Regions from separate parts of the Homo sapiens genome. Here all the other regions are linked to region 1. Evidence: chromatin loops called from intact Hi-C (ENCODE). Cell type or tissue: OCI-LY7. All regions are shown on one strand.

Region 1 (2,500 bases):
CCACCCAGGGCATTTTGACATATCTCTAGGCCCCTCAACTATTGGATATGATGCTCTTTTCACATCTGAGCTTTGCCAAAAAGTGAGATTCTGATATATACCTGTGGGCTCAGCACCTAAATAATATGACTCCTCCTTTGCCTGGGTCCTGTATTCATTGTGTGTTATGACATATGGCTGAGTCCAATACCTACATGATGTGACTCTCCTGCCTGGGTTTTGCCCACAGGGTACTTTAAAATATCTTTTTCTTTATTACCTATGTGATGTGACTCTCTTATTCCACCAGAGCCCTGCCAAATAGAAGGATTGTGACATATCACTGAACACAGCACCTAGGTGATGTGACTCTCTCCTTTTGCCTGGGCCTCACATATTTTGGGTATCGTAACAAATTGCTGGGCCCCACCACTGGGAGATGGGAGGCTTGTGCATGGATCCTGCCTATGTGGGGACCTTTTGATACTTATCTGCATCTATCACTTAGAAGATATGACTTTCCTACCTGCACCCTGCCCACAAGGAAGATTGGGAACTATCACTAGGCCATGCGTCCAGGTTATGTAACTCGGCTGCCCGTGTTCTGCTTTCAGGAGGGAATTGTCACAATCTCTTCTACAGGCAATGCCCAGGTAAGAGTAGAGAGTTACATCAAGTAGTTGACAGGCCCAGAGATATGTCACAATGTCCCCTGTGGACAGAGTTCAGGAAAGAGACTCACATCACGTTGGTGCTGGGTCCAGCAATATGTCACAATGCCTTCTGAGGGCAAGGCCAAGCCAAAGAGAAAAGAGCAATGTCACTTTGGTGCTTGGCCCAGTGGTATTTTACAATCCCCCACATGAGCAGTGATCAGGCAAAACGAGAGTGTCATATCACCTGCGAGATGTGCATAGAGATATGTCACAGTGCCCCCTGTAGTCAGGGTCTAAGCAGGAGAGTTACATTACCTGGGTTTTGGACTAAATAACATGTTATAATGCCTTATGTGGGCAGGGAACAGGCAGAAGAATCACATACCTTGGGTGTGGAGCCCAGTGATATGTCACAGTGCCCCCTATGGGCAGTGCCTAGGTAGGAGAGGAAATTCACATCACCTGGTTACTGGCCTAAAAAATCTGTCACGATTTTTTTTTCGTGGCCAGGGTTCAGGCAGAATGAAGAGTTACATCTCCTAGGTGATAAATGCAGAAATATGTCAAAAGGCCCCCTGTGGACAGGGCCCAAGCAGAAGCCTCCCAGCCCCTGGGTGTTGGGCTAAGAGATATATCACAGTACCCAAAATATGCTCAGGCCAGTAAAACAAGAACAGTCATATTACCGAGGTGCTGGGTCCAGTTATATGTCACAATCCCCACTTCTGGCAAAGCTCTGGCAGAAAAGGAGAGTCACATAACTTAGGCAATGAATAAAAAGATACCCCTAAGGGCAGAGCCCATCAAGGAGAGTTGCATAACCTAGGTGTTGGACCTGACCCTATGTCTCAATACACAATGTATGAAGAACTCAGGTGGGAGGGGAGGGTCACACTGCCTAGGTGTTAAGCCCAGCAATACAACTAAATCCTTTTTTTAGGCAGATCCCTAGCAACAGAAAAGAGTCAGATCACCTAGATGCTAGGTCCAGCAATATGTCACGATATTCCTTGAGGAAAGAGCCGAGGTAAGACAGTAACATCATCTAGGTGAAAGGCCTAGCAATATTTCACAATCTTCTCTGGAGACAGAACCCAGAAATAAAAGGAGTCACATCAGCTAGGTGCTCGGCACAGTGAAATGTCATGTTGGGTATAACTACATGAGTCACAGTCTCAATGGTGGACTGGACCAAAGAATGAGAGCCTCAATCCATCCTGTGGACTGTGTCTTCTTAGTAGAGTGATGGCCTCACAGGTTTGCTAAATGTTGATTTAAGAGTCACAAACGCAAATGTGAACCAAATCTACATATGAGAGTCGATTTCCCCACTTCCCTGCCTTTGGGTGTGAGATTCAGAACCTCAACAGTGGGCTGTTTACGTGGAAGGAAAGAAGTTTATACTGTTGGCTGGGCATGCATATGAAGGTCACAATCTCAGCTGTGTGCAGTGCCCAGGCATAAAAGAAGAGTCCAATCGCCTAGGTGTAGAATTAAGAGATTTTAATCTCTTTTTTTTTTTTTTTTCAGACAGAGTCTCGCTCTGTCACCCAGGCTGGAGTGCAGTGGCTTGATCTCAGCTCACTGCAAGCTCCGCCTCCCAGGTTCATACCATTCTCCTGCCTCAGCCTCCCGAGTAGCTGGGACTACAGGCGCCAGCCACCACACCCGGCTAATTTTTTGTATTTTTTAGTAGAGACAGAGTTTCACCGTGTTAGCCAGGATGGTCTCGATCTCCTGACCTCATGATCCGCCTGCCTCGGCCTCCCAAAGTTCTGGGATTACAGGCATGAGCCACCATGCCCGGCCTTAATCTCTTTTTTAATCTCTTCTGATACTTCTGTGGGCAAAGTCCATTGAGGAGA
Region 2 (2,500 bases), 76 kb before region 1:
TATAGTTGGATAGAAAGAAGTTCAGGAGGTTTTTTTTTTTAAAGCATGGTGACTATAGATTATAATAATATATTAGTATTTTTGGAAAATGCTGACAATGTCATCTGCTCTCACCACAAAAATGTTAACTCTGTGAGGTAAAACTTTAATGACCTAAAATTAAGCATTTGACAATGTATATATACTTCCAAACATAATGTTTTACAGAGCAAATACACATTTATTTATTGCAGACAGTAATGGAATGAAAGACACTGAAAAAGAGGTGTTTCTTATGGTCTCATGACTAACTACTCTGTTAACACAGTAAATAAGTTTGCATGCAAAATAACAGAAAACGTTTTAATCCAAAAGCTGCCATTATCTCCAAAAGTTTTCCATAGAAAATAAGAAGTTGGCTAGTTAGGTGACTAAGAATAAAAACTGTAGACTAAACCAGTTATTAAAATAATTATATAAAGAGTGAGAAATTTTTCTGAATTGTACCTATCAATATAGAAAAGACATAGTATTCCAAATATTGAATCAACAGAGGTCATATTACTTTGCAACCTTGAATATTCACCCTTTAAAATAGAAGATTCTGCAAAAAAAAAGTATGCTGTGCTATATCATGGAAAATTAAATTTAAAATTCTTCACTTACCATTAGCTCTCTTAAAAATTTAATTTCTAAGATCTATTTTCTAGTAAATTTAATATTTGCCACACTTTATGTAAGAATTTAATAAGATGCTCCTTTTAAAAACAGGGGAAAACAATGCTGATTTAATCCTCTCACCTGTGGACATTAAATGCCTTTTTTCTTAACTAATCTGAAAGTTATATTGATAAGCAAACTCTCTAGTTATAACCAATTTTTCAGTGCATTAAAAAATACCAACTTTCTCATCAAAGCCTACAAAGTACCATGTGAATTGACATGGCATGAAGACAACAGTGAGAAAACTGTGGCAATAACACAGAAAAAGAAGGACTGTGTTGAATACACTGAAGACACATAAGATAAACAAAACTGAAGATAATTAGGAAATTAAAAAAAAAACAGCAAGATTCAGCTTTGCAGCCTGAAAAAAAATGTTCTCTCCACATAAAAAATCAATGTTAGTTCTTCACTATTAATATTTTCCATCTCTGACTTGAAGTTAGTTACAAACTAACACCAGCAGAAATACATATGGCTCATTATGGAGCATCTGTTACACCATAAGCAATGTCATGTTTGTTTGCTACATCTATATATAAAAACATTTTCATGACTTATGAAGTCTTTCTAGTTCTTACCTGAACTAGCTCAATAAATAAATTTACTTATGTCACCTATAACAAGACAAAAGAATACTAACTAAAGAAAAGTAGGCTTATATAGGATTCTACAATGGAAAGAAGAAATAGAATGTTCTAAATAAAATATAATACACAAATTTTGGAAACACATCTAGAAGTTATTTTGTGTGTACTCCTAAACTTTATAAAAATCATTCTTATAATCCATGACCAGCTCACATGATGAATACCTGATAAATTATAAAAGAAAAACGCATAAGTAACAAGAAAATTAAAGGTGTAGCATGAGTATCACGCAAGTATAAACAAAAACTTTGCATGGGGAGATTCTAAATCGTAAGCCAGATTTTACAGAAATGAATTCAATGCAAAGCAGAGGGTATAGATTTGCTTTCAGCATTTTTGAGGTTTTCAGTTGTCTAGTAAATTAGTCACCTTTTAAAAATTATTAGTTTTGGCCGGGCGCGGTGGCTCACGCCTGTAATCCCAGCACTTTGGGTGGCCGAGGCGGGCGGATCACGAGGTCAGGAGATTAAGACCATCCTGGCTAATGCGGTGAAACCCTGTCTCTACTAAAAATACAAAAAAATTAGCCGGGCGTGGTGCTGGGCGCCTGTAGTCCCAGCAACTCGGGAGGCTGAGGCAGGAGAATGGCGTGAACCCGGGAAGCGGAGCTTGCAGTGAGCCGAGATCGCACCACTGCACTCCAAGCCTGGGCGACAGAGCAAGACTCCGTCTCGAAAAAAAAAAAGATTAGTTTTGTTCCAATATTGCTCGTCTTCTGAAAATAGGTACAAGCTAATACACAAACACACTTACTTGCTCCATAATTTTCTCATACCTAAGGTTCATTTTTAGAGTAATATATGTGTATAGTTAAGTGTATGTAAATCAAAACTAAAATGCTGTATGTTTGCAGGCAGAGAGGTCACATGTTCAAAGAAAAATATATAACATTTTTTAAATGTTTATTCAGAACTCAGAATTTTCTCATGGTTTATTTATACTTGTATATAATTTTTATTATAACCATAAAATGACCCTGTAGTAACGACTGTACATTCTAAAGTATCTAAAAGTGCAGAATTGGTTTGTAATACAAAGGAGAAATGCTGGAGTTGATGGATACATCTTTTGCCCTGATGTGATTAATACATAAAATTATATGCCTGTATCAAAATATGCCATACATGGCATAAAGATATACACATACT
Region 3 (2,500 bases), 310 kb before region 1:
AGTGAAAACTCTCTCCTTTCCTAAACTCAAACTGGGAAGAGCCCTACACTGATTTTCTTTCAAGCCCCTTGGCAGTAAAAGTTACAGGTATCAAATTCTGAATGCATCACACTCAAGTCAAAGCCTGAAGAGCTGAGGGAGCAACCTCTGACAGCCCAGAGGAATGTCCTGAATATCAGTGTGGAGAAATAGAAGATCTTAACCTGAAAATCGTAAAAGATAAGTAACTGAGTGAGAGCTACTCATCTTACTCAATCCCATCTACCTCACCAGATACTTTAAAAAAATTCTACATTTCCTCTCAAAATTCACCGCCAAATATTAGACCTTCTTTTTAATGCATATTTGCCAGAAATTTCAATTATACATAGAATTGCATTTGTAACTTCATAAATTCCCAAAGGAGAATGTTATAGCTTGGCAAGTAAAGTTTTAAACAGAAACTATTTACTACACCACTTTTGCAGGAATTGTTATATTCACGCTATTATTTGCAATAGAACTGTACACTGTGGCACCCACAATGTGGAATTCTGGTTGTAAAATTCTAATTGCTGAAACAATTTGCCTAATTATTATCTTTGTAAAAGGATTAGCAGTTGCAGAAAAGATTTAGTCAAGTTTGTTTTGCTTATAGCAGGAGTAAGAGTTATGGATAGGAAGTAAGCATGGAAGTTTTACTATCGTTAAGTTTGATAGGACTTTGTATTAAAGATTAGTACTATGGTGCACTCTAAGCTATGGAAAGAAGGTTATAAAAAGATTTTATATAAGAAAATATCTTGTATGGTAAATTCTTGTCCTGAAAGGAAATGACTGGCTGTTTAAAGGAAGGATGTTTAGGACAAGTCAGAAATTTTAAGAATCTTGTAAGAGGGCCTGTCATGAAAGAATTTAATAATTAAAGGAAAGAAATTGCTAAGATCAACACTAAAGTTATTTTAGCCACCCAATAACGTATTCTCCCAATGATATTGTAAGTTATAAAAGATGGCCTAAACCTAATAGTATTCCCTAATGGCAAGTCATGGGGGAAATGTATGTTTTCTCAAAACAAATGTTACTTTCATATTAACATTTCTGGCAATGTACAGCAACATCTAGTGGAGGCAAACTGGTATTACAATCCATTGGTGTAGCTAACAGCTAACAAACTCTGCTGTCACAGTTATGGTCTATAGGATCTCTACTAACAATGGTAAGCTAAATACTCATATTCTAACCCTATATTTCAAGCCTTCTTGAAAAATTTCTCTCTTTTCACCTAGAAACAATTAAACCTTAAATGGTGCTATGAACAGAGCCACACATGGACACACCATTCTTTTGAGAACCCTTAGATCAACCTCAGAAGGAGCCCCAACTGCTGTCCCCCTGCCACAGCACTCCTTTTCTTTCTTTTCATTTTTTCTCTCTTTTTTTGTTTTTTGAGATGGAGTCTTGCTCTGTCACACAGGCTGGAGTGCAATGGCATGATCTCAGCTCACTGCAACTTCTGCCTCCCAGGTTCAAGCAATTCTTCTGCCTGAGCTTCCTGCGTAGCTGGGAATACAGGCAGATGCCATCACGCCTAGCTAATTTTTGTATTTTTAGTAGAGATTGGGTTTCACCATGTTGGCTGGTCTTGAACTCCTGACCTCATTATCCACCCACCTTGGCCTCCTAAAGTGCTGAAATTACAGTCGTGAGCCACCGCGCCCGGCCCACAGCACTCCTTTCCAACAGGAAGTACCCAGAAAGAGTTACGTTTGCCAAGCCCAGCTCGGTCGTGGAGACCCTAACCCAGCAGCACTAGAGGAATTAAAGACACACACACAGAAATATAGCATGTGGAGTGGGAAATCAGGGGACTCACAGCCTTCAGAGCTGAGAGCCATGAGCAGAGATTTACCCACATATTTATTGACAGCAAGCCAGTGATAAGTATTGTTTCTATAGATTATAGATTAACTAAAAGCACTCCTTACAGGAAACAAAAGGATGGGCCGAAACAAAGGGATGGGCTCTGGCTAGTTATCTGCAGCAGGAACATGTCCTTAAGGCATAGGTTGTTTGTGGTTTAGGAATACCTATAAGTGGTTTTCCGCCCTGGATAGGCCAGGTGTTCCTCGCTCTCATTCCGGTAAACCACAGCCTTCCAGCATGGGCGTTATGGCCACCATGAACATGTCACAGCGCTGCAGAGATTTTGTTTATGGCCAGTTTTGGGGCCAGTTTATGTCCAGATTTGGGGGCCTATTCCCCAGCATATCCCCCTTCTTGTTTTTGCAGGGCAATAAAAGCAAAGGCAGCTTTATCACGGTGAGCTACTTCTCGCAGGAGTCAGGATCTGCATCTGCAGACTACACAAAGACAAACAACACAGATTAATAACACAATCATCATTGAAATCACAGAGCTTCCAAGTGTTTTCATCCATTTTAATGGGTTACTGGCTGCTAATCCGTCTGCAGCTCCTTCAAGCACTCCAGTTCCTGGTATTAAGGTCAGATGTGCCTGG

Evidence for each region. Hi-C counts contacts between places; a loop is a spot of excess contacts. Peaks named below come from ENCODE experiments on the same cell type or tissue, not always from the same donor. Only the 100,000 strongest peaks of a DNase experiment are listed, where the experiment ranks them.
Region 2: it touches region 1 in a loop (2.5-fold over the local background); 2 of 110 quality-filtered maps call a loop at or near these places.
Region 3: a loop joins it to region 1, with 4 times the contacts of the local background. A loop is called at or near these places in 3 of 110 quality-filtered maps.

What each region holds. Positions count from the first base shown.
Region 1 is chr7:64,635,093-64,637,592 of GRCh38, reverse strand. The region is part of intron 3 of LOC124901656 (a long non-coding RNA gene); the gene reads right to left. It overlaps LOC105375326 (a long non-coding RNA gene), which reads left to right and starts at 1,515. Exons shown (of 3, transcript XR_927602.2): 1 at 1,515-1,662. In OCI-LY7, a CTCF peak has its summit at 962 (motif pointing left); a DNase peak (open chromatin) is centred at 972.
Region 2 is chr7:64,711,320-64,713,819 of GRCh38, reverse strand. ZNF107 (zinc finger protein 107) reads right to left here. Exons shown (of 4, transcript NM_001282359.2): 4 at 2,243-2,500. Among named protein-coding and RNA genes, the nearest start is that of MIR6839, 34 kb to the right of the region's middle. In OCI-LY7, no CTCF peak of the experiment used is centred here; no DNase peak of the experiment used is centred here.
Region 3 is chr7:64,950,046-64,952,545 of GRCh38, reverse strand. No RefSeq gene overlaps it. Among named protein-coding and RNA genes, the nearest start is that of ZNF117, 40 kb to the left of the region's middle. In OCI-LY7, CTCF peaks have their summits at 889 and 1,088 (motif pointing left); a DNase peak (open chromatin) is centred at 1,105.